Linked DNA regions of Homo sapiens: region 2 is linked to region 1. Evidence: chromatin loops called from intact Hi-C (ENCODE). Cell type or tissue: heart left ventricle. All regions are shown on one strand. Each heading gives the region's core, and the rest is flanking DNA. Links, peaks and the distances in the headings are about the cores only.

What was found. Hi-C counts contacts between places; a loop is a spot of excess contacts. Peaks named below come from ENCODE experiments on the same cell type or tissue, not always from the same donor. Only the 100,000 strongest peaks of a DNase experiment are listed, where the experiment ranks them.
Region 2: a loop joins it to region 1, with 4 times the contacts of the local background. A loop is called at or near these places in 13 of 110 quality-filtered maps.

Annotation. Positions count from the first base shown.
Region 1 is chr18:37,379,993-37,390,281 of GRCh38, forward strand. All of the region lies in intron 2 of CELF4 (CUGBP Elav-like family member 4), which reads right to left. Among named protein-coding and RNA genes, the nearest start is that of SNORA111, 81 kb to the right of the region's middle. In heart left ventricle, for the core only: a CTCF peak has its summit at 6,024 (motif pointing right); no DNase peak of the experiment used is centred there; H3K27me3 peaks cover 1,952 bases.
Region 2 is chr18:37,435,564-37,445,852 of GRCh38, forward strand. The region is part of intron 2 of CELF4 (CUGBP Elav-like family member 4); the gene reads right to left. Among named protein-coding and RNA genes, the nearest start is that of SNORA111, 26 kb to the right of the region's middle. In heart left ventricle, for the core only: a CTCF peak has its summit at 9,346 (motif pointing right); DNase peaks (open chromatin) are centred at 4,827 and 9,400; H3K27me3 peaks cover 1,127 bases.

The sequences.
Region 1 (10,289 bases), core at 1,327-9,326:
ATGTGTTCAGGACCAGACCTTCTGTCCATGTTCTTCACTGAACCAGAGCCAGGCCCTTTCAGCTTGTGGCTGGTGCCTCCACTCTCCCGTCCAGTTGTCCTGTATTTGATTTGAACCCAAGGTTGAATTACTGGTGCCAGGCTGGCACTCCCAATGCTGTTGTGATTTCTCAGATGCAGAGAGAAGTTCACCTGCTCTCACCTCCCTCTTGGACCAGCTGCCATCCCTCCCACTTCTTGACAAGCACCACTCCCCCAACTCCCCACTTTATCTGTCACTGTCCCTCTGGGGAAACTTCCCCAGTGCTTATGTGGTGCTGAGTCTTCTCTCCTATGCCTCAGGTTGAAGGTCTATGTTCAAGCTCTCTCTCCCAACTACTCCTCCCAAACCCATTCTCATGTCTTTGCCCAATTGCCCACTCACGTCCTTCTCTGTACTCTGGCCTCTGGTACTCCTGCCACCCATCTACAAGTAAACCATCAGTCATTCTTCCACCTAGCATCCATTATTAATCCAGCATCCATCCACCATTCATCATCCATCCATTCTCCATCCATCTATCCATTCTTCCATCCATTTATTTATCCATCTATCCATCCATCCATTCATCCACCATTCATCCATCTATTCATTTCTTCATCCATTTATCCATCCATCCATCTATCCATCCATCCCCTGATTTAGTCATCCATCCATCCATCCATCATCTAGTCTTCTATCCATTCCTCTATCCATTTATCCATCCAGTCATCCATCCATCCATCCATTCAACATCTCTCCTTCTATCCATTTCTCCATGAATCCATCCATCCATCCATCCATCCATCCATCATCTATCCTTCTATCCTTTCCTCCATCCATTTATCCATCCATCCATCTATCAATCAATCCAGTATCCATCATTCATCCATCCATCCACCTATTCCTCCATTCATCCATGAATTCCTCTATCCATGCATCCATCATCTACCCACCATATATCCTTATGTATCCATTCATCAACCATCCACCATCCATCCATCTATCCATTCCTCTATCATCCATCATCTACCATCCATCCATCCATTCCTCTATGCATACATCCATCATCCCTCCATCTACCATCAGCCATCCACCATCATCCATCCATCCATCCATCCATCCATCCATCCATCCATCCATCCACCTACCATTCATCCACTCAACAATAAGTATCAAGGGCATGCTTGATGCCAGGCCGTACACTAGTACTGGAATAAGGTCTAGTCGTAGACTGCAGGAGGCCAGGTAGGAGTAAAGAATGTAAGCAATCTATTAGGCAATTATGTCACAAAATCAGACAAGGCTTCCTGTAGGAGGTACTCTCTAAGTTGGGCTCTAAAGGGCAATGGAGGAGGCCCTCATGTTCTGTTTCTGCTTGACTTAGGCCCCCTGGCTCTGAGTTCTGAACTCCCAGAATGCTGATGCTTGTATCACATTATATGGGGGCTCTGGAAGGCAGGAAGCTCCTTGAGGTGGGAGCCTTGCAGGCACCCTAGGGTAGGGACTGAACACTCCTTCACATGAACATTCCTTTAGAATGGGAGATAGAGGAGGCAAAACCCCCATTTGAATGGGGTCTCTCTGATGGCAGGGATGGTTTTCTCTATTTGTCCTCATCTTTCCCACTACCCAGGCCAGGACTCGGATGCTGGAGTTTTTAGACTGTGATTGAAGGATGTCTTTAGCTGCTTTGCTGACTAAGGAGACCTCCATGCCTCACTGCTGCCCTCTGGGTCAAGGCTCAGATTCCTGTCAGCCCCAGCTCTCCCTCTGGCTTGGCCCACTACCTGCATCTATGAGAATTCCTAGCAAGTTCCTGTGCGGTCCCAGTCTCACCCTGAGTGCTTTACCACTGGCAAGTCTTACTGAATATTTACTGATGGGCCCAGTGGAGCCAAGCAGGGAAGAAGACACAACCCAGGGATTGTAAAGGGGGCCTTCATGTGCTCTAGGCCTGGGAGGAGGAGCCTTGGACTGGGAAGGTGGCCTGAAAGTTGTAACTAGAGTTAAAGGCTCACTCTTTATGTTAAACCTGGTGGTCCTTAAATTGACCTGGTAGGGAAGTTAAAGCAAAAGTAAAAACAGCAAACATTTACTTAGAGCTTATCATGTGCTGGCACTGACTGTTCTAAGTGCTTGACTTCTGTTGACAGAATTCCACTTCACTATGAGGCAGGGAATGTTACCATCCCATTTTACAGATGGAAAAGCTGAGGCACAGAGAGGATAGGCAGCTAGCCCAGGCCCACAGAGCTGGCATCAGCAGTCAGCATGTGCAGTTTGGCTCTTGAGCATGTTCTAACCACTCTCCTTCTCTGCCTCTCTTAGCAGGAGCTCTTTCAGAGAATGGGAAACACAGGTCCAGAGAGGTTCAGACCTGCCCTCCTGACACACACACAGCAGGTCCATAACCAAACCAGGCTCTGTCTTAGGTACGATGATCCCAGACCAGGGGCTCCTCCCTCTTCACCATGTATCCTGGGCACTGGAGAATGCAGACCTGCTGGCCCACTGCTTCCAGAGCCCCTGTTTACCCCTTTCACCAGGCAAAGGTGGTGAATTCACACATGGGTGCATGTGTACACACATGCCTGAGTCATGCCTTTTCTATCCAGAACAAAACTAGCAAGCAGGCTGCCTTTTTCTCTAGAACACAAATGAACACAGAACTGAGAAGTAGGTCATGAAGGCCCTTAGGGTTTATTAATCCCTTCATTGATTCAACAAACGTAAAATATTTACAGTCCGTGTATTAAAACTCTTGTGCACTTTGCTCATAGAAAGCCCACTCTAGGGCTATTAACTGCCAGTTTACAAACAATGTTGACAAGCTGCTCACCTGCCCCCCTCCACAGAAATGTAAGCGCCCTGACCCTGACCCTGGATAGAGTGTGGCCCACTCCTACTCCTGGGTGGCCTGGTCATTCCAGTTCCCATCGTTAGAGCTGATTTGCCAGCTCTAACAATTTTATTATATACATAACAATATTATGTATGTAATAGTACATACATGTATGTATGTATGTATGTATGTATGTATGTATGTATTATTTTTTGTAGAGATAGGATCTCACTATGTTGTCCAGGCTAGTCTTCAACTCCTGGGCTCAAGCCATCCTCTGGCCTTGCAAAGTGCTGGAATTACTTATAGGCATGAGCCACTGTACCCAGCCACTGATTTAATCATACAGGCCAGGAGGCGCTGAGAAAGGCTGAGGCCTGGCAGACCAGGCAGAGCAGCGGCCACTGGGTGAAGCAGGAGGCTCAGGAAGGTAGCAGGGAGACGTGGGTGGTGCTGCAGCAGGAAATGGCCCTGTCCCTGTCCTGGGCATCCTGACAGCGCCACCCTGCATGGAGACAAACTGGGGGCAGGAGGAAAACTTGGTTTTATACTGAATAAGGAAACCGAGAGCTTGGGGTGCATTTTAGAAGGATGTTTCCTTCAAGCAGTTAAAATGAAAGTTTAAAAGTTTTGATGCTTGAAGGAGGCAATCCTCAGCCAGCTGAAAACTCTGTTATACATAATACTTAATTTCCAGATGGTTCATGTATAATACAGAAGTCTGTAATATGCAGCCCCAGGAATTTTTCCTCCCATGCCAAATGCCATGTGGCATCTGTAAACCACTCCTTTCTTTTCCAAGCACGTCCACATCTCGTTTGATTCCCATGATAGTCTTGTGAGGCAGGGAAGTCGGGTATTAACCCTATTTTACAGAAGAGGAAATAGAGACCCAAAGGGGTGCTGTGTCTTGTACAAGTTACAACTGGGACCAGCCACAGGGCCAGGGCTCTGGTGGGCTAGTCCAGGGACCCTGCCAACTCCTGAGCTCCTCTCCTTGCTGGCTAGGAAGGCGGCAGACCCTCAGCGATTGGAAAAGCAGGAATTCTCCCTAAATCCACCATGTCTGCCCTGTGGGTTGTGGCGGTGAGGGGGTGGGGGGCGGTGCGTGGAGGCTGGTTCTTCCTCCTCCTTCCAGACACCCTGCTGCACTGACGGCTCCTCCACTGCTCCCCACGGTGCTGAGCTTGTCCTGCCTCCTGCATGGCTAATTGGGAGACTGGGCAGAGACGCTCAATGCGGGGGTGACAGAGAGATAGATACATGGATTGATTGATTGACGAGAGGAAGTCGTACAGGTTGGCTAGTGGGAGGGGGACAAATTTGGCTTCCCCAGGCTTGTTATCTCATTTATGGGGCTGGGGGAGGGGAGACACTCTGTCCTTCCTGAGCTGCTAAATGCTGTCACAAAAACATTTATTAATATGCAAATTCTAAGTGGCAATCTGGACCCAGTCGGGTTGTGCTAATTTGCACATTAATATCTGTCTTCAGGCCGGCCTCCGCTCTAGGGAGGGAGGCAGAGGGACTGGGGATGAGGACAGGGGAGGGAGGACACATAGGTGGGGCAGGGTGTAGAGGGGCCCTGTTGGGGGCCTGTGGCTTGTCCAGACAGGGGCGGGCAGGGACTGAAGCCAGCCTGCAGCGGAGGAACTGGAAAGCACCGAGACTCAGCAGGTTCAGAATGTAATGTAGACACAGGCCTGGGACACTGGCCTGGAGGTCCCCTGGGCCATGTTGGGAGCCTTGCCAGGAAAGGGACTCTGCAGAAGCCTTAGCCTATGGAGGGTGGTGGTGTCAGGAAGCAGAGCAAAGTGAAGGTGGTAGGAGAAATAAATGGGGAACATCACGGGTCACTTCAGCTGGCCAGAGTGGCTACTGTCATCCCACTTGCCATCATGAGCTCCTTTACTCATGAGCAGAATGGCTAAGGAGCCCCTCCTGCTTTATCTGCTCCTTCTTGGACCAGGACCCATTCTTCACACAGGTCACCCAGTGAGGTGGCCAGTCCTGCCTGTCCCAGAGCCACCTGCCCTCCTCAGTGGACTCATATCCCTCATTAAACTTACTAATGAGTACGGAACCATACGTCTCTGATTTGCTGGGTCAGTCCTCATTCCAAGCCTTTTCTCCCTTTGTCCTCATAAATACACACTTATATTTGTCAGGCTGTGTGTCTGATTTTTTTGTTAAGGAAATGTGATCACTAGGCTGGGCGTGGTGGCTCACGCCTGTAATCCCAGCACTTTGGGAGGCTGAGGCGGGTGGATCACTTGAGGTCAGGAGTTCGAGACCAGCCTGGCCAACATGGTGAAACCCTATCTCTACCAAAAATATAAAAAATTAGCCGGGTGTGGTGGCATGTGCCTGTAATCCCAGCTACTCCGGAGGCTGAAGCAGGAGAATCTCGAATCGCTTGAACTCGGGAGGCGGAGGTTGCAGTGAGTGGAGATCAAACTGCTGCACTATAGCCTGGGCAACAGTGCAAGACTCCATCTCAAAAAAAAAAAAAAAAAAGAAAGAAAGAAAAGAAAGAAAATGTGATCACCTCTAACTAGATTAATGCCGTGGTGGTGGCAATGATAGGCATGTCAAGGGAAGTAGGGGTTGCTACTGGCTGTAGTTTCTCCCCATCTTAGCTTGTCCATGCCACCTGGTTAATCAATTAGTCAGTAGTCAATTAGGCCAGTAGTTAACTGAGCCAATGTCTCCCCTCCCCTCCACCTCCCCCAGCCCACAATACCCTCTTGCCTACTGGCTTTATTCTAACCTGATTCATTCTGCAAACCCTGCCTTGGGCATGGAGCCAGCCCTCCCTGACCTCCTGTCCAGAATGCTTTTTCTATGATATTGTGCCACACACCTACAGTTTTGTTTCTCTAGTGGTTTCAAGTGCGAATCCTGTTTTCCCATCTACATGGGAGCTCTCTGCTCCACAGTACCTGGCAGAGACCCCACATGTGGACTATTTTCAATATGTATTTATTGATTTTCCAAAGTACTTTCATCAGTTAACACATTTTACCTTCATATAAGTCTGTGAAATGACAAGGCTGTTATTTTCAGATACTACACTCATAGTGCTCAAGTGTGACATTTATTGAAACTTCAAAAGTTTAGATTTAAGAATTAATTTAATCCAAATAAACTAAACTTGCAATTCTAAATATGGCCACCAGGTGGTGGAATCTACCTTGGTATATTCTTTTTGCTTTGGGCATATTACCTGGAGATGATGAATGAATGTATTGATTTTTCTCACTCTTCTGCCACCTTAATTTGCCTACTCTTATATTCCAGGCACATACCCCGCTGTCCCCCTAAAGAATGTCTGCTCTGTGGACCTGCAGATGTACAAAGAGGATGACAATTATTATGTGATGTGTTGAAATAAACAGTGTTCTGGAAGCTTAGAGAAAGGAATAATTAACTCAATGAAGAGGAAGCCTTTACAGAGGTGGCAACATCAGAATGAGGTAAGTAAGGAGGAAATAAGGTGAGAGTGGTGGCTTACAGTGGTAGGAGGCTGAGCGAGGATACCTTGCGGTCGTGGGGAGAGACGGGAAGGCAGTGCTGTGTGGAGAGGCCAGCTTGAGGGAGAACCAGCTTGAGGGAGAACCAGCTGATGGGAATGAGGAGAGTGAGGCGGAGAGCCGTACTGACTCAAAGACTGTCTAGATGATGGTGCCATTAACTGAGAGTGAGAACACACGCTTCCCCACTAATTATCCTTAGAAAAAGTCAAAATAGAACTTTTGATTGAATTAAATTAACTTGAACATGGTGCCATTAAACGAGATTGGAAAGTCTTCTAAAACAAGCCTATAAAGAAAAAACACCTAGGTACAATTCAGTCCCTTTCTCAATAATCTTTAACTGTTATGGTCCTAAATAGTCTCTCTTTTCCTAAATAGTTTCCTCTCTAGGGTTTCAAAGAAGAAGCCCTTGACTGCATGTTCACCTCTTCACTTTGTTCTCATACCTCAGGGTATGTACAGAGTGGGGCTCTGTGAATTCTCTTAGCATTAAAAAGGTGTTATTGTCTTCTGTAGGACAAGTTTGTACTCTCTCTCAGTGACCTGAAGAAGAAGCCACTGGCAGGCAGAAATGATGGACTGTGCCTCTCACTGGTCCTGGGGCTCTCTTGGCGATAGAGAGACGGCACGCACGGGGCTGAGCCTGCTGCGCTGTGGAGGCGGCTCCCCAGCCCCGGCTGGCCTCAGTGGAGGATGTGGGGCTTTTGCTTTGATCCTTGCCCATGGTACAGATTCTAGCAGTAAGAAGAGACAGATGGCCCCCAAGTTCCCCTGGTTCCTTGTCCTGGGCATTACTTTGTGCTGCCCCTTCCTCCCTGCCTTTTCCCGGCAACCAGGGCCATCCCGAGTGGGGGGCTGGGCCAACTGAACCCCATGGTGAAGCTGAACCCATGCCTCTGGGCCAGGCCTTGCTCCCTCCCCAAACCAGCAGAGCAGCAAGGGGCCCTCACAACCTGCCCTGGGACCCTGGCTGGCTTCTGCCTTGGTGGGATGAGGCCTGGATACCCAGAACCACACGCAGCCAACTGCTTCCTTGACCTCCAGCGCCCCTCTTCTCACGGGAGGCTGTTGTTCAATCCTGGAGATTCAGGATCCAGGGCCCACCTCGTGCTGGGCCCAGCTGAGTCCGGCTTGCCAGTCTCCACCCCGAGAGGACTGAATTCAGTTGCTTCTTCCAACTCCTTTGGACAAACCCAGAGTCTCGATGTAAAGTTGAGGACTCTGGTCTGGGGCTTTTTCTGGCCTCAGGAGGCTGGTGGAAGAGTCCAGGGCTGGCTGAAGCTGCAGGTTTTTCCTTGTACCCTAGCAGCCCTTCTGCGGGTGGGACTTTGTTTTGCAGCATCCTGAGCAGATCTTCATGTCCTGCTTTCCAGTCTGACCCTTTGCTCCTTCCAGCTGTAATCCCAGTAGATCTTGGTGCTGGCCCACAGCATCCCCAATCCTGGCGAAGGAGCCAAGGGCAGGGAGCCCCCTGCACTCTCTCATCAGAACAGAGGAAAGTAGGGCCTCATCTCACCTGGCCTGGGGCTGGGGGAAGCCAGCTTTCTCCCTAGTATTCATCCAGACCCTCCTCCTTCCCACCAGCTGATGAGGTTCTGTGGCCCTCTGTGGCCTTTATTGTCATTGTCCCTGCTTTAATGCCACACTCGGTGGAAGGCAGGAGTTGGGGGAGGGGGGAGGGTACTGTACAGCGCAGTGTGATTTGGGTAAATCCTTTGGGGCAGGTTTCATTGAGGGGAGAGAGGAGGGATCACCTGAGGTGTGAGAGGGGCTTCTCTAAAGGGAAAAAGAAAGGTGAGGCTGAGGTCTTCAATGCCAAGCTCAGCACATCTGTCAGGCTTGGTCCTAATGGTGCCAGAAGTCATGCACCATTGCGTGAAGAGATGGGGTAGGGAATACTGTCCCTTCTCCCCAAACAGGCCACCTGTGGCCTCTGACTGCACTCTGACGCTTCCTCCTTTCCCAGCTCCTCCTCTGTCTCCCTCTGCCCTTTGCTTCTCCTCTTCCCTCCCTTCCCTCCTCCTTCTCCTCCTTTCCCCCCTCCTTCTCTCTCCTTCTTCTCTGTCTTCCTCCTCCAGTCTCTCCCATCCTCCTCCTCTTCCTCCTCTCCCTCCCCAAGGCCAGTGGTGCCCTGGCCCTGGTTAAACCTGGTGTCATGCCCTCTCTAGCTTTCCTGTTGCATTTCTCGGTTACTAATGAGCTCAAGACAGCAGCAAACACCCTTCTAGGTCTGCTGCTGTCATTCATTAGCATAATGGGCCATACGAGAAGTAGTTATTGCAATAAGTGCGGTGGGGAGGGAGAAGCCAAAAAGTCCAACTTACATGGGAGTAGGGGGCCTCCCAGAGCCTCCACAGAACATGCTGAGGATGCCTCCCGAGCATGCCCTTCCAGTCTAAGCCCCGACACCCTCTGCTTCTGCCTGGAGCACCTCAGCCCTTGTCACCCTGGACCCTCTTGTCCAGGAGACCTTTTGCAGTGCCCTGAAGGGTGACCTGGGCCATGTCATCCATCGGTTAGTTACCAGGGACTTCCTGGGTGCTCCTGTGCACCTCTTGATGGCTCTTTCTGAGGCTTCCAGTGAAGGCTCTCGGAGGCACCACCCAGCACCTCATGAACAGACTGGGGTCCTGCCCTGGTGAAACAGGGTGGGAGTTAGCCCCCACCCCAAGTTCCTGATGGTTGGCTTAAAGTGAGAAGAAACACAGAGGAAATGAGGGGTCACTATGGTTGAGAGTTGGAGATGCACCTGAAACATGGAGCAGGCACCAGAGGCTGCTCTCAGGCTGTCGCTGTCTTGCTCAGATGTGACGAGATGGGGACCAGGTGGGGCACGGTGAGACATTCAAATTACTGATACCAATCTCCTTCAAGCAGCCCAGCCCTTCCCTGGGCCTCCCTAGATCAGATCAGAGTCCACACCCACAGGGCAGCCAGTCGGGCTGCCAAGCACTGCAGGCCACCGGAATGTAGGGCTCCTAAAATTTATGGCTAGACTTTATGACAATGGAAATATTTTTTTAATTGAGCCTTGCACCACCATTACACTGCTAATTTAATTATTCCCTATATTTCATCCATCACCATCTGATCTTCAGGAAGCAAATAGCTTGTCTTCTTGACAAGAAAGCACCAAATTGATTAAAATGTGTGTGGGAGGGGTGCTGGGCTGTGGTCTGCTCACCATGGCTGGACCTCTGGGTATGCTTGGGGGAGGTGGGAAGCATAGAAAACAGGACAGATGTCCACTCCCCCGTGCACCCACACACACCCCTGAGGATGGTCACCGCATCCTGCCCTCCCTGCAGCCTCACTGTCACACTGAGCGTCACACGTACAGGAGTGTGAGCGTGCACACAGTCAGAAATTTATAGACACAGCCTCCAGTATACCGCAAAATGCTGCCCCCACCCACACTGAATCTGGCACATAAAGCCATGCACAGTGAATCCACCCTGGTCACAAACACACACAGGCACAGAGTCATGCACGACTGTCTCACTCAGGGACACTGTCAGGAAGCAGTCTGGACTCCTCACGCTCACTCACGCTGCACAGATCCTTCAGGGATGGGCCCATGGAATATTCTGGGGCTCCAGGCTTGCTTCTGTGCAGGGTTTGGGGCCTCAGCCTGTTCTGTCTCACCCAGGAGTGAAGGCACAGCAGCTCTCTGCCAGCCAGCCCTGTTGGGATGGCCCCTCTGCCCCTGCTAGCTCCAGGATGGCTTCTAGGACACCTTGTCCACGCCCCCTCCCCACATGCTGTAGGTGGCATATGTCCATGAGCGTGCGCCACATGGGAGCCTGCAGCGTGGGTTATGGAGGCGCCTGAAGGAGTGTGGCTGCGTGTCGTGTCAGTTTCTCCACTTGATTCTTCCTCTCGGTTCCAGG
Region 2 (10,289 bases), core at 1,619-9,618, 56 kb after region 1:
TTTGAACTTAACAAATGATCAAGCTCTTCTCAGCTCAGGATCTCAGCAACACCCACTTCCCTGGATTCTCTGCAATGATTCATCACTCAGGTGCCTTCTTCCTGCCCCCACCTCATCACGTCCCAACAAGGCACTGGCTCCCAGGCGACTCTCAGCAGGGGAGGCTGCACCCTGTCAGTTCAGCCTCAGTTGACACCCCAGTCCTCAGCACTGTAGCCCACCCTAGCGTGTCTTCCAGAGAGGGTCAGAGCCCTGTAGGATGCCACATCCCCAGGCAGAGCCTGGCAAGACCCCAGACCTTGAGAGAGCCTATAGGGAGGAGAAGAGGTGAACTAGTGGATATGAGGAATAAACCCAGGACAGAGTGGTGTCTCCCTAGGGTTACAGATTGGAGCAGGTGGTGGGCACTCCAGGACCCCCGCTGCAGGGCCCGCACCTCTCTGCTCACCTCTCTAGGGAGGGGTGAGCTGGAGGCAGCAGGAATGACTTCACATTTTTGTTGCTGTAGCTGCTGGGCTGAAAATAGTCCTTTCTCGGGCAGGCTGGCTCAGGGTGTGAAAAGCTCCGTTCCCAGGGAGCGGCAGGAACCAGCCAGGGAGAAAAATTAACCACAGGCCTGGCGCTGGCTCGCTTAAGAGAAGAGCGTGGCTCAACTCTCCAGCACTGTATACCGATACGTTTGTTTAAGACGGTAACCACGAACTCGGGAGCAGTTCGAGATGCCCTCAAATGCTCCCTCATTCAGACAGCATCTGCAGGCACACCGGTTACCATTTCCTGAGGGCTTCCTGCCCGGGGTGCTGTGCTAAAAGCTCCTCGCCTTGCAGTGTCTTATCCTCTAGAGACCCTGGACAGAGCTGGTATCATATTCATTACACAGATGTGGAAACTGAGGCTGGGGTAAATCAAGCAGGCTGCCTAGGGTCACACAGCAAGAAGCTGCAGAGGGGGGATCAAGAGCCAGGGCTGACCTCTGCCCTCTGGGGGAGTTTCTGTTATTCCTGTTTGCTTAGGGGGACAGGTGGCCCCAGCACTTCCCTGGCAAGCAGCTCAGGCTATACAGAGGCTTTGGTTCTTCACTTCCTAGGCTGCCTGCTCAGGAGAACACACAATTCAGAAACTGTTCCTGCAGCCCTTTGAAGGGATGGTCAGAAATAGAGGCGCCTTCTCCCCATGTTGGAGGGAATGGCTGGGGCTAGAGGGAAGTCGGGGCACTTCTGTACCTCTGCCCAGGAGCCCCAGAATCTAAACTCCCACATCAGTGTGATCACAGGGAGCTTGTCTATTCCCAGCACAATTCCCAACCTTCATTTCCACCCAAAAGTACACCAGATAATTAAGTCTCTCTCAGGCCTCCTCAATATAATGCAGATTAATTTATTATTTAAATCTGAGTAGAATATTAGCTCATTGTCTTAATAGTTCTGATAATGGGGGGAGCACAGGATAGAAATCCTCTCACTCACCCCCTCCCCAGCCAGAATGGAAAGACCCCAGGGGCTTGTCAGGCAGCTGGCAGAGTGGCTGCATGCAGCATAGCTGGGGGCCAGGCTCCCCAGTGGGTGGCAGGTGGCTACAAGTGTGTACCTCCAAATTGACTCTCAATGCAGGCCCCACCTTGAGCTCTGCCTGCCCCACCCCATGCCCAAGAAAGAAAGAAGAATGAGAAGGCAGGAGAAGCAGGAACCAGAAGCAATTTCCCAAGCTGGAGGCTGCTGGGAGACCCCTCCTCCTGGTTGATGGGGACTGGGTGAGGATGGGCAAGCACACTGGTGCCAAGGTCCTAGTGTCAGGGGCCCTGCACTCTGAGAGCCGGGAAGCCTTTCAGCATTGCAGTCTTCCCTTCTCAGAAATGGTTCTGGGGATATAGATATCTTCACCAAACGATCCAGAGAGCACTTTTGGTGGGGTTGGTTGTGGGGGAGATACTATGGAAACTGGGGGAATGGGGGCATAAATGGTCTTGGCTTGGCCAGCACTCTGCTTCCCCACTCCCACCCATCTTGTGTCCTGGAGGACCAAGGTAAGGCATTAGAGTGGCTGCCGTCTCTTCCTGTGATGCACACTTCTTCCCCATAAAGGATCTCTGGCGAGGACACATCCAGGCAGGTGGGCAGAGGAGTTGTCCTGGCTGCCTCTATTTCCCAGTAGAGTTGTCTTCTCAGCCTCCTGATCTCCACAGCCAGAGACAGAGATAATGAGAACTTTAACAGTCAGAATACACATCAGCACTGGGAGCTGTGGACCTTCCAGCTAAGTGCCTCTGTTAAGGACTTGACGTTTGTGTCCCCCTGCCACCCAAATTCTTATGTTGAAACCTGTATTGGGAGGTGGGGCCTTTGGGAGATTAATTAGGTGTAGATGAGGTCAGGAAGGTGAGGCCCTCATGATGAGATTAGTTAGTGTCCTTAACAGAATAGAAAGAGACCAGAGCTCAGTCTCCCTCCAACATGAAAGGACATAGCAAGAAGGCGGCTGTCTGCAAGCCCAGAAAAGAGCCCTCACCAGACACTGAATCTGCTAGCACCTTGATTTTGGACTTCCCAGCCCCCAGAACTGTGAGAAATAATTGTCTTGTTTGTATGCCCCTCAGTCTGTGGTTTTTGGTATGGCAGCCCAAGTTGCCTAAGACAACCTCACTATGCTGATGTGGAGACTGAAGCCTGAAAGGTCAAGTGATTGACTGTCAGTGAAGAGTGGGTTGGTTCCAGACTAAATGATGTGACTGGTGTTCCAGATGTCAGTGTTACCCCTTGAAATGGACCGAGTATCCATGGTGGGGCAAGGGGCTTGGCAAGGCAGGATGAAGGTATGTAGAAGACTGGGATGTGATCCTGTGCCCAGGATGCTGACAGAGTAGATAGAGTAGATACAGTTTAAGCAGCTGTCCTGACAGATGAGGACACTGAGACCCAGGGTTGGTAGCAGGAGGGGCTGGCACCCTACCTCTCAATGTCGTGCACCCTACCATGTTTGAAGCTTCCCTGGCTGCATCCTAACTTTGGAATAGTGGTTCAGGGTCATGTTTACCCTGGTGCCTTCCAGGTCTGGAGTGGTGCAGGAGCCGTTGGCACAGAAGGTACTGAATCCAGCCAGAAAAAATATACGGGACACATCGTGTGGCTGTGGTTTCTTCACACCATCCAGTCATACAGCTGGCAATTAATTTCCCCTATAAATGAAACACCTTTCATATCACTTTATCTAGAGAGCTTGAATTGACAGCCGCGGGTGTAATTTATACATACTTTTTACCCATCTGTTAGCATTCAGGCTTCAGGCTGCTTGCATTTTTTTTTCTTCAATTCTCTCCCCAAATTGAAAGGATTAGGTTAGGATTAGGTAAGTGTTTTAACCAGATATTCAGAAAGATGGATGGCAATATTTCCAGATGGCTAATGCCCAGGGGAGGCCTCACACAATGGTGGCCAGGTGGGGCTCAGTGATCTGGGAAATTGCCTCCACCTGAGAGCCCAGCAGCCTCCTCAGTCCTGATGCTGGAACTGCAGAGGGCCCCAGGGACTCTCCAGGCCCGCCCCTTCATTTTACAGATGAGAAAACTGAGGCCCAGAGAAGCAAAGGGACTCTCACTAGGTTTTGCAGCTGGCCAGAGGCAGGCCTGGCTGCAGTTAGTACTGGAGTGAGGGTAGCTCTGCTTTACCCTGAGAGGGGCAGGCGGTGGGTTTGGGAGGCATGGATACAATCTGGAAGTACTTGGATGGCCATGGGACAGTTTCTCTTGTCCCTCAGTGTCCATGAAAGTGGGGTTTACATAAATTGAAAGTACAACCAAATTAGGTCAATTTCTGGAGGGCTTTTTTCTGATCATGTGTGTGCATGTATGCATGCATGCATGTGTGTGTGTGCATGTGTGCGTCTGAAATACTGAGGAGCTCATGAGGGTTGTGCCACACCCCTGGACATCCACAGCCCTGCTATCAGTGTCCAAATGACCTTATTTCCTCTGACACTGTGTGCCTTCTTCTCCTAAGAAGTCTTGTCTTCCTGACCACTCCAAGGACCTTGGGGGCTAGGACCATGTTGGAGCCCTTGGGGACCTCCACAACTTGGCCTAGTCACTCTTCTCTGGGAAGCTCTCCCCCACCAGCTCTCCTGTCCCCCCATATCCCTGGAGCTCCCAGGTAGGAACCAATTGAGTCCCCTCAGGCCGGTGTGGGAGGCAGGGCTCAGTTTGTGTGGCTGGACAGCATCATATCATCTCTGGCTTAGGGTGGGCAGGGGCTAGTGTATGCCTGTCTTGCATTTCTTTGGGGAAACATTTGTCCCCAAGACATTTATATGTGTATTAAATGATGACTGATGTGTAGTACAGCCCTGCCTTAGGCTCCTAGGAGGTAGACATGAACACTACAGGGTCCTGTCCTCAGAGGTCACACAATGACTTCTGGTCCTGGGGATGGCCCACCTCTGCCACTCAAGGCCACAGCAAGGTGCTGATGGCTCCTGCTTCCTTCATCACCTCCCTCTTGCCCAGGCTCAGCCTTGGAGCCATTAGCCATGTGACTCTGTCTGGTTAGAATGAGTAAAGCAGTTTTGTATTAATGCAGGGACCTGGGGAGATTTGGCCATTAAATGTTACATTAGACCCAAGGTGTCCTGTACACGCTCCCGGTGGAGTTTTTCAGGCAGCCTTGGCTGGGGGGCCTCGGTGAGGGGGAACGTGCTGGAACTAACAACCAGGTGGGGAGGAGGGGAGGCTGGGCTGCGCTCTCCTCCTGGAGCTCCGAGGACATCCTAGAGAACTGAGGAGGAAGGGCAGGCACGTCCTTGCTCCCATTCAGCCCCACCAGGCCTTGCTGGCCATGGCTGGGTGCCCAGTTTGTCTCAGGCCCAGTGTGAAGCATCCAGGCTCAGCCCGCTGTCCCAGGGCAGCCCTGATTTCACTTCTTCTACCATCTGAGGAGCATTTCCTCCATGTCAGACCAGATGTCCTCAGCTTCAGCTCCAAAAATACAGCCACAGGAGGGAAGGGAGGCACAGAGGAGAAGTGGTGTCTCCTTCCTTGGAGGAGGTGGGGCCCACAGGGAATAATTAATAAATGGCACCGGTTCAATTTAAAATACAACTAACTGTATCCTGTGGGGCAGGTGATTATTGCAATGAGTGGCCTGGAGGGGAGAGCGAGGATATTGGCTGCAGTCATCTAGTCTTTCTGTCAACCTATTTACCCCTTGCAATCACCTACTCATCCACCTATCTACCTACCTAACTACCCATCTGTCTAACTAGCCATTCCCCTGCTTATCCTCCAAGGACCTTGGACAAACTACAGACCCTCTGGGCCTTGGTTTCCCTGTTGCAAATGGAGATAACAATTCTCCCCTGATCTCCTGAGCTTGTTTAAAGGATTGGATGGACTTAAAGATGATCCGTAAAGTGGTGCAAGGAATGTGAATATTAGATAGTGGATGCATTATTTTTGTTGTCAACGTTACTACCACCACAACCGTATCTGCCGCTGCTGATACCTAGACCGTTCTTGCCTTGAGATCATTTTCAGACTGTCTCTCCCCGCTGGACCAGTGACTCTGGACATCCACTGAAGGAAGGCTTGGGATTTGTTTTTAAAGATCTCCCAGCCACGGAGGGTGGGGCAGATCCTGAAGGAAGCTCCAGCCAGCCAGCTCCCTGTCTGCTTTCCAGATGCCAGGGAGCTGGCTCCTCCCTACCTCCCAGAACTCAACAATGCTGTGTGTGTGTGTGTGTGTGTGTGTGTGTGTGTGTGTACACACACGGGGGAGATGGGAACTGGGGAGCAGGCCTGTGGGGGCTGTAAGTGCATTAGTGGCTGGGATGGTTGCTGGGAGACGGCAGACAGATGCCGGATATGTTTGTATTTTCCAATGTTAAGGCCTCAGAACCAGAAAAAACAAACCAGGAGTTTCAAAATGAGGAGGCTAATTGTTCGGATGGGAAGATATTATTTACAGTAATGGGGCAATTAGGTAGGAGGGGTAGAAAGAGTCAGGGTGGTTTGGCTGCGGCAGCCTAGTCCAGCCCCCATGGGGACGAGGTGGCAGCCAGGGACTATTATCTTGAGTCAGACCATCTGCTTTGTGGTCACCCTCTATCTTGCAAGATCACCCTCTTTTGGGGAAGGTGCATATTAAACAGAAGGGGACACCTATCCACCCAGGGTTTCAGGAGTGGCAGCCAGCTTGCCTCCCCACTCACCACTAGGCTTGTGGCCTGGGGAGCATTCTATTCTTGAAGGCCCAGTGCAGTCCTCCTCCCTCAGGAAGTCCTCCTGACGACTGCAACTCACACCCATTCCCCCTCCTCAGAACTCCCCTGAATCTCCACACCTGAACTGCAAAGACCCTAGATGACACGGTGCGTCACCGAAACCGCAAAGACCCTAGATGACACCGTGCGTCACCCAAACCGCAAAGAACCTAGATGACACAGTGCGTCACCCAAACCGCAAAGACCCTAGATGACACGGTGTGTCACCCTTTACCTGGGGCATTTCCTTTATTGGGTGCCCCACTGGCTCCTGCTGGCACAAAGCTGGGCCTGGCCAGACTTGTGGACAAAGGATGAATTACCCAGGGGCTTTGGGAGGGTGAATGGAGGAGGAGAAGAAAGGGATAAAAATCAGCAGCAGCAGCTCAATGGAAGGAACAAATTAAAAAAATGACGAACATGGCTTCTGTAGGGACCCATGCCTCCAGGCCCACATTCATCCACCTGCTTGCCAAGTCGTGACATAAAGAAATAAAGATGGAAGTTGAGAATCCACACTCAATACGCACCAAACTCTTAGATCTCAGATTGATTCTCACTAGTCATTTGAGAATACTTAAAAACTAGATCTCAGAAAAAAAATTTTTTTCCCTTTGAAGCAGAAATGGCCCATTTGCAAATTAATGGCTGGGTGGGCCAAGATACCCTCTAGAAAGGGAGAAGGGATGGCTGTCAATAGCTGAGGAAGGGAAGGTGGCTGGGGTGAGGGTCATCACAGTGCATGCTACTGCTGAAGGGGGCTTGGCCCAAACAGCACAGCGAGCCCATGGGAAGTCCACATGGCGACTCCCGGGAAGGTTGCTTTCAGTCCACCGGGCACATTTCCAATACAAGGAAACAGATTGTGCTGTGCCTCGTCTCTGGACAGTTGCTAAGAAGAGGCTCGGCCGCTGGTAGCACAGTCTGCAAGAAGGGCTGTGGAACCCTGAGCCACCTGTATGGGAATGAACAAGACGTCTTACGGAGGCGCCTTGCAATTGTAGAATTCTCTAAGGAACATCTGGGCAGGGCTCCATAATCTCCCCCTCTCCGTCCTGTTAAGCTCTCCTTCCTTTTCTTACACAGTACCTGCTACCAACCACACTGCCTTCTGGGTTAGTTTGCACCTATCTTCCTAGTCTTGTCTGCACCCTTACTTCCCACTACCTTTTGCTTTCAAAATTCTACCCATCCCTAAGCCTCCCCTGACTTCTGCACGTGTGGCCAAACAAGGGGCAACTTGTTTCCAGTGCGTAGCTTTTGTCTTCCCAAATGGGAGCTCCTGGAGGGTGAGAACCTGACGGGAGTGGGGATGGGATTGGGAAGGGGACGTGTCTTCTGTGGATTAGAGCTAAACCCTAGAGCCTCACAGGGGGCAACGCCCTAGCCTGTCTCTGTCCCTCCGCCTCCTGAGACTTATTTCTTCTCCTTCCTTTGCTTATAAAAGTGGAAAAGTAGAAAAGACCTGGACCATCATTCTGCTTGTTAAAAATAAACACAAGAGGCAGGCTCTGGGTTAGATAAACAGGGGAGTGGGGGGAGGGTCTCCCAACTGCACCATCTGCCCTGTGCTACCCCATACTGATTCTAGCACACTCCCTCTGCATAAAGGCCCTGGGCTGGCAGGAGAGGAGGCCCATGGCCTGCTGCAAGGTTTGAGAGAGCTCCCCACCACCGAAGTGTGTGCATGTGCCGAAGTGTTTTGGCAGAGGGGCTTCAGCCAGCGTTTCTCAAAGCAGGACAATGACATCATCAGTGTGGGTGGAGGCTTTCATCCCTGAATGGCTGGAGAGTGGCTCCAAGGCTCCCCTGGAAGGCCTCAGGAAGAGGGTCCAGGCTTCCCTGCCCACATCTTCATTGGTATGAAAGGGTGGGGAGCAGACCCTGATTCCTCGGCTCCCTCTCCCTCTCCCTCTCTGTGTCGGGGCTGGGGGTGGTCACTGACATGGAATCCTGAGCCTCCTTCTGTGTTCACAAGCTCAATCCCTTTTGCGCATAATTCATCCGCCCTCCATTCGCCAGATATTTACTGCTCACTCTGCCCAGCGAGATGTCAATTCAACAAATATTCAGTGTGCATATTCTGAGTGTCAAGCTCTAAAATAGATGCTAAAAATTTAGAGGTTTCTGCAACTGAATATGGGCCTGACGTGTATCTGTGAGATTCTCCTCACGCTCTATAATCCTTGGCCTTGAATCTCAGCACTGCTACGTACTGGCTGTGTGACCTGGGGCCAGTTACTAACTTCTCCCTGCCTCAATGTTCTCATCTGTAATTGGGGTTGCTGTGCTGATTAAATGAGTTAACATATGCAAAATGCTCGATCAGAACCTACTATACTGATGTCCCAAGTTCCTACTATGTGTGAGACCCTGACCCTGAGCCCATTCTCTTGACCCCAGGGTGCTTACCCTGCATTTGGTATCCAGGCACCTGTATAGACCCCCTGTGTGGGTAGGGGTGGATCCCCCCTAGCATCCCCGTCCTGGACTGCAGCTCAGGAGTCCAGAGCCCGAGATAGGTCTGGAGACACTGTAGGCAGCCGGGCAGGAGCTGTGTCTGGACGCTTTGACGAACTCCCTGAGAGAGGCAACCGTGGGAGGAGGCAGCGGGCATCATCTGTGAGTCCTTCGGGGGTGCTGGACTCCATTTATGGTGAGGTCACTTATGAATATTAAATTCTTTGCTCCAGGCTCCAAAGATTCCCACTGCCCTGCTCTACCCAAAAGCCAAGGTTACAGCCGTAATAAACAAAGCTGCCCTTCTCCAAGAGAAACATGCTCTCTCTCTCTCTCTCTAGCATGCATACACACACACACACACACACACACACACACACACACGCGAACGATGCAGTTTCAGAGGAGGAAGGAGGGAGGTGGGGAGGTGCAGGGGTGGGCTAGTTCCTGGGTATGGGGTGTTTCTCTGCACTGTCCATGGCCCCGACAGGCTCAGGAGGGGCCCTCCAGACGAGGCTCCCCATTCCCTTCTGCCTCCCCGTACCTCCCTCCCGGAGTAAGATTCTGAGAGACACTAGGTATGGTCACCAAAAGAACTTGAGTTGACTCTCAGAAAATAAAGGGAGTTTCCAGGAGAGGGTGCTGTTGGAACATCCTGTGTGCGTGACGCGGGCTCCTGGGCTTGCGGCCTGCAGAAGGGCACACACAGCCTGCCAGCTTCAGGTGCAGACAGAGGCTGGGTGGGGCTGCTCGGAAAGGAGGAGGGGGCATGTAACTGTAACTTTGGTGCACTTTTTAAAGACATAGCCTGAGGGCAGGACCCAGGAACCTACCTTTTAACCAGCACCTCTAGTTCTGGCTGATTTAGGTGGCCTGGTGCTGAGGACAGGCTGAGAAAGGCTGGCGAGAGACTAGGATCCTACATCCTCCCCTCCCCACCACACTTCAGAGACCCTGGGCTGCAGAAGCGGGAGCAGAGGGGCCAGTCTGAGCCCTTTGCTGGACATCCTGCCCCAGAGAGCGCGGCCAGGGTCTTGTTTCTCTATTCTCCCCCAGGGGAGCAGAAATGGAGCCTGGAAGGGTTTCTCGGTGTTTCGGTAGGCTGAGTCCCTGAGTTGGGTTTGGGGTCTGCTGCTGAGTCCCTGAGGGGTGTCTGGGGCCTGCAGCTGGGGTCTGGGGTCGGTAGTCACAGTGCTGGCATCCAAATGTGTGTGTGACTCAGAGTTGTCACCTCGTGGGGTAGTGCTGCCGCCAGACAGCCTGGGGCTGAGTTACAAGGACACAATGATTAAGATGATTAAGCAGAGGAGGGGGGAGCAGGGAGAGAGAGGCAGGCATGAAGACAATGCCCGCAAGGATGGGGTGGCAGATGCAGGGAGGCAGAGGCCCAGGGAGGGGCAGAGGGACGGGACAGTTGGAAAGAAGGCAACTCTTTCCAAAAGAGAAAGGGAGGCATAAGTCCGATGCATTCCGTGTCTCCCATAGAGCTTCCCCTGAGAAGCTGAAGAGGAGAAGAGGCAGAGAAGGCAGACAGGGAAATGGCCACGGGAGGCCTGGAAGCCTCATGTCGCCTGTGTGCCCGC